2 separate regions of the Homo sapiens genome follow, and region 2 is linked to region 1. A link is a loop called in an ENCODE intact Hi-C map of the cell type or tissue named here. Cell type or tissue: endothelial cell of umbilical vein. All regions are shown on one strand. Each heading gives the region's core, and the rest is flanking DNA. Links, peaks and the distances in the headings are about the cores only. Region 1 has its middle 57 kb from the start of RGS21. Region 2 has its middle 120 kb from the start of RGS21.

Region 1 (2,933 bases), core at 218-2,717:
TTATGCTGTGGTAATAAACAACTTGAAAACATCAGTGGCTTAGAACGAGAGGCTTACTTTTCACTCATGCTGCAGATCCACTGAAGGTCTGCAAGATACTCCAATTGTCTTAGTAACTCAGGAACAGTGGTTTTTACTGAAACCTGAAACTGTGTGAGGCCATTCACAAGCCAGAGGGAAGAACAGACTAGAAGTTTTCATGCTGATAATTAAATGAATGCTTCAGTCCAGAAGTGACATATCTAAGTTTGGCTTATAATTTATCATCCAAAACAAAAATCCAGGAAGTTACATCCTAACATGTGATCACAGCATGAAAATAAATGTTCAGTAAACAGCATTAATGACTGCTATAACTTAATATAATAATAGCATCTCTTTCTTTCTTGTAGGTTAACTTATATGTTTGAATACATTTTTATGCCATATACATTTTAAACTAAATCACTCAAAAACACAATTAAAGTTTTGAATTGGATTTCTTGGAATTTATAAATTGATTTAGGTTGGTTTACTAAACCAACAAAGTGTCTTTGAGATTGATCAATATTGCTAGATTTAGCTGTAGTTCTTTAAGGCTGCATATTATTCCCTTGTGTGAGGAATTTACAATACAGTCATCATTTGACTTTGGATGAATATTCGATGGGTTATTTCTTGTTTGAAGCTATTACAGCTAATACTGGAATTGACACTAGTACATGCCTTTTGGTGCCCATGTGCATGAATTTTGGTTAGGAACATATCTAGGAGTAGAATTGTTTCAAGCCCAGTTTAGTCAATCAAAGGCAGTTGTCTTCTTCTTACAATTTCAGGGAAAGGATTATGACTAATCCATCTCTGGTCAGGATTGTAGATTTTGTCCAATTATTTATAGTTAGGATGTCGATTATCCTGCCCACTTAATGGACTACGGAAAGTTACATTTCAATGAATAGGCACAGGCATGGAAAGAAATTGAATTATATTTTCACTGTACTGACCACAAATTAACCTAATAACCTTTTCTTCTTTAGAATTCCTTATTCTAGTTGACCATACGACCATCAAAACAGTCCTATAATCATAAACTTTATCCAATAGAATCCTTTATCCAGTAGGATGGCTTATCCAATAGGATGCTTTCCCTTACAATGTGTAACGAATCAATTATATTTTCTGAACCACTGCCCCCTATCTCATCTCTATTTCTTTTCCCTCCAGCCATTTGTTTAATTCAGATATTTGACTCAAAATTGTGGTAGCCTCCTATGTCATGCTTACCCTTCAATTTTCTTGAAATTATGTTTTCTATAATTTCACCTGATATATTTTGGATGTCTTCTTCAAATCTCATGTTGAGAAGTAACCCCCAGTGTTGGTGCTAGGGCCTGTTGGGCAGTGATTGGATTCACTGGGGTAGATTTCTCATGAATCGTTTAACACCATCCCCTTAGTGCTGTCCTAGCAATAGTGAGTGAGTTCTCATGAGACATGGTTGTTTAAAAAAGTATGTCACCTTGCCCTTTTCTCTCTTATCACCTTCTGCCATGAGTAAGTTTCCTGAGGCCCTCACCAGAAGCAGATGCCAGCACCATGCTTCCTGTAAAGCCTACAAAACTGTAAGCCAATTAAACATCTTATCTTATAAATTACTCAGCCTTAGGTATTTCTTTATAACAGTACAAAAATGGCCTAACAAACACACCACTCAAATAATATTTTAATTAATCTTTCTAATATTCATATCCTGGCATGCTTAAAACTCTCCCATGGATATATAATTACAGGTTAGAGTCCAATTTTTTTAACATTATAATGTAAGAATTTCTATAATATAACTCATACCTCTTCATCTCATTTGGGTCTGCTTACCTCCCTCAGTTTAAACCTGCCTGCATTTACTTCCTCCTCTTTCCCCTTTCCTCTATGTGTTTGTATTGTGCAATGTGGTTATTCCACTAAAATGCTTGTACAGTGTTTCATTTAGTTGTTTTCATATTTGTTTTATGTTTACATGTTCAATTCCTTAATGGCTGGGTTTGGACTTGTTTATTCATCTTTTTATCTCCAACACCTAGTACAGTGCTTGATAATAAAAGGCCTTAGCTGAATTAATGAAATCTGGGACTAAAACTAAAAGGTTATTTCTGCTATTCAACAACTAATATTATTTCTTATCAAGTTTTCTAAATTACATATTTTTAATATACCTCCTCTTCATTCTCTCGCCCGCAAACATGGGACTACTAAGTCCAGTTGTTCTTGCTTTCTTAAACTCTTAATGAGGTCAGTTAATTGTCTCTGAATATTTCTAAATTGCTCTCCAAACTGGTTTCTCTGATTACAGTCTTACCTTCAATCCCCTCTGTCTCCAATTCCAATTCATCACTTATACTATTGCTAATGTAATTATCCTAAATTCAATACTGATATTTTCAATAACCAGCTCAAAGTTTATTACTTGCTCTCATTGCCATTAGGCATGCTACAGCATATGAAACCTTTCTCCTACCTGCTGTTCTCTCTCTTAAATTCCTCTCCAGCTGCAGTATAATCCTGTGTTTACCCAAATGGGTAAGATCAATATATGTTTATGTGTCTACGTTCAGTAGCTTTTTTTCTGTTTGTGTCCTCTCATTTGCCACCCCGTGAATTGTTTAGGATTCTCTTTATACTCTATTACCTTAATCAGATTTTTATTAAAGCAATCATGATACTTATTACCCTTATTAGTTTATAAATATACACAAACCTATATTAAGTGTCTTGAAGATATTAAATGATATTTGTCTTATGTCACCTAGCATGTAGTTAGCTTTCAGCAAATCTTTTATTGCATTTATGAATGCATGAAAGAATAAATCATGATCTTATGTGACTGGCAATCTTCACTTACAGATTTCTATAATGTTCAGTTCTGGGGACTTAGAACTATTGAGACTTAAGAATTA
Region 2 (2,933 bases), core at 139-2,638, 180 kb before region 1:
ACACATCCCCATATGACTTTCTTCTTGGTTTTCTTCCCCATTCTTCAGCGTATCTACACTGACCTTTTACCAAGCATGCTCCTGCTTCGGGGCTATTGCAATTGCTCTTTCCTCATCCTGAATTTCTCTTCTTCCAGGTAGTCCCAAGACTGGCTCTCTCATCTTCAGGCCATTGTACAAATGTTGCCTTTTCAATGAGTCCATCCTGATCATTCTACTTAAATCATAACTACTCCAGCATTCTACATCATCCCTCTCTGCTTTATTTTTCCCACAGTGCTTTTTCACCATCTGACATTTATTTTAATTATTTTGTTTCTTGTTCATTCCCTTACCAGAAAGCAAGTAGGATTTTCATCTTTTTTTATTTAACTTAATCTCTCCCAGATCCTAGCACGATGCCTTTCTCAGGGACTCAGGAAATATTGGTCAAATCAATGAGTAAATTAATAACATCCAAAATATAATTATATGTTTATATTCAAATGAAATAAACTTTGTCATCTATATTTATCAAAAATAATACCCATCAAAAACAATATGTATTTTTTCCACAAGTTAGGTTTTTTTAGTATTCTAAGTTTATTTCATGTTATTTTGCTTTCCTAAGAGTCTTGACAGGCTATTGGTCCTTTATTAAATGTTTTGTGCTTATTGATGCAACTTTTCTAGTTAAATAACTTATGAATTTAAATTCCAGGAGAATCCGACTCAATTTGTATCTTCATTTAAATATATTATTATTAAAAATGAAAATGATTTGCATCATTTGGGAACTATTGTTATGTATTTTAAAAATATGATTTTATAAGTTATTTTTTAACAAACACAGGGAAGTAGTGATTTCATCTGTAAGACAAATTGAGACCAAGCGTAGGCAATATTATAAAATTATAAATGTTATGGTCTTATAAATATGTTTAATATAAAAATACTTGGCCAAGTGTGGATTGATTCTTCATGCTTAAAAATAAGATCAAGAAAATAATTTAGCAATCTTCTAAACCAAGGGTAGTAACAATTCTGAATTATATGTATCATGAAATTTAGATGGGTAGTCTGGCTATGTGACCTGCTTTTTAAAAGCTTATATGAAGAACTGTGTAAATACTGCTATTTACTGAGCTTTCCAACGAATGCGGTGCTTTACCTCTGTGGATTTCTCTTAACAGCCAGAGAAAACATTATTTGCCTTTCCCTTGCCTTTTTGTTCCATCTGGGACCTCAGCTGATTGGTTGCTGTCCACCCGCATTGAGGGTGAATCTTCACCACTTAGTCCACTGATGTAAATGCCAGTCTCTTCTGGAAACACCCTCATAGACAACCCAGGAATAATGCCTTAGCAGCTATGTGAGCATTCGTTAATCAAGCTGACCCCTAAAATTCACCACCACAAGCAGAATAACTAATGTAGTTGGACTACAACACAATCTAAACTGGGATTCAGACTGTGTAAACATGAGTGGAGAACTGATGGGGGTGAATCATGAATGAATCACTAGGTGTTTCATTGAGCGGGGAACTCTGAAATCCCCTAGATGGTCCTAATAAGCAGAGACAAAGCCAGTCATGATGGGCTGTACTTCCCAACAAAGCCTTGGTCGTTGTGGAAAGCAGTGGTCCTGAGTTCAGAGTGGTGGCTGGCATATGAGTTCACTCAAGGCTAATTGCTTGTGTCTGGGACTAGAAGGAAAAGTAAACAAAGACTTAACCACTTTTTTTACTAAAGACATTTTAAAATCTTGATAGAAAAGCAACATTGCCTTGGGATTTCTTACACAAAAGGGGTTGAGAAATATTGGCCCATTTTACCAGAGCCCACTCTACAGCTTTGACATTTGAAGAGCCCAGATGCAGATTTTGCTGCCCCATGAGAAAGAGTAAAGCAGCATCTCAGAGCTTCTCTTTGAGTATAACCTTCAGAACTCTCAAAAATATTTTGAAAAAGAAGCCTTGGCAATTATTTCGGATCCTGTGATGTAAGTGTTAACAAGAGCATGAGAATTTGAGCTAATATTGTTTATATGACTTTGTTTGTTCCTGTGATGGTTAATTTTATTTGACAACTTGACTGGGCTAAGGAATACCCAGACACGTGGTGAAACATTATTTCTGGGTGTGTCTATGAGGGTGTTTTCAGGAGAGATTAGCATATGAATTGATGTGCTGAGTGAAAAATCTACCCATACCAATGTTGGCAGGCATCCTCCAATCTTTTGAGGGCCTGTGTAGAAAAATAGGCAGAGAAACGGCAAATACAGGCTTTCTCTGTTCTGGGATAGCAACCTCCTCCTGCCTTTGGGCATTGGTGTTCCTGGTTCTTAAGCATTTGGGCTTGAACTGGAGCTACACCACCAGCTTTCCTGGGTCTCCAGCTTGCAGTTAACAAATGGTGGAACTTCTCAGCCTCCATAATCCGGTGAGCCAATTCCTCATAATAAATCTCTTTGGATATATTTATGCATATTCTATTAATTCTATTCTTCTGGAGAATCTTGACTGATACAGCCCCCATAAGCTGGTGAGGTCCGGGGAGAATCATATTGCACTAAAATCACAATAACAATTTCTGCTTTATGGGACTACACACAATAGCTGTATGGCTACTCATGTCTGGTATATAAGTTACTCAATAAAAGTTTACTCAATGAGTAAATATTTAGAAATAATAGAATACTACCAGAGGGCTAAAGAACAAATCTACCTTCTTTGGAATGCAGGATTTATATTCTAAGGACTGAGTGTGAAATCCATCAATGAGACTAGTTCTGTGATCTTGATAAATCGTCTCCCTTCTTCATGCTTGTTTTTCCTCGAGAGAGTATAAAATGGAGACCTTGTTAGGATCAGATTAGGTCATCGTTTTGCCACCGTGTGATGTAATAGGAAAAATGCTGCAGAATGTTCCATGGTAACATCACTTCTCTTTTGT

Evidence for each region. Hi-C counts contacts between places; a loop is a spot of excess contacts. Peaks named below come from ENCODE experiments on the same cell type or tissue, not always from the same donor. Only the 100,000 strongest peaks of a DNase experiment are listed, where the experiment ranks them.
Region 2: it touches region 1 in a loop (3.0-fold over the local background); 1 of 110 quality-filtered maps calls a loop at or near these places.

Annotation. Positions count from the first base shown.
Region 1 is chr1:192,258,867-192,261,799 of GRCh38, reverse strand. No RefSeq gene overlaps it. Among named protein-coding and RNA genes, the nearest start is that of RGS21, 57 kb to the left of the region's middle. In endothelial cell of umbilical vein, for the core only: no CTCF peak of the experiment used is centred there; a DNase peak (open chromatin) is centred at 1,509; H3K27ac peaks cover 1,524 bases.
Region 2 is chr1:192,438,148-192,441,080 of GRCh38, reverse strand. No RefSeq gene overlaps it. Among named protein-coding and RNA genes, the nearest start is that of RGS21, 120 kb to the right of the region's middle. In endothelial cell of umbilical vein, for the core only: no CTCF peak of the experiment used is centred there; a DNase peak (open chromatin) is centred at 1,530; H3K27ac peaks cover 720 bases.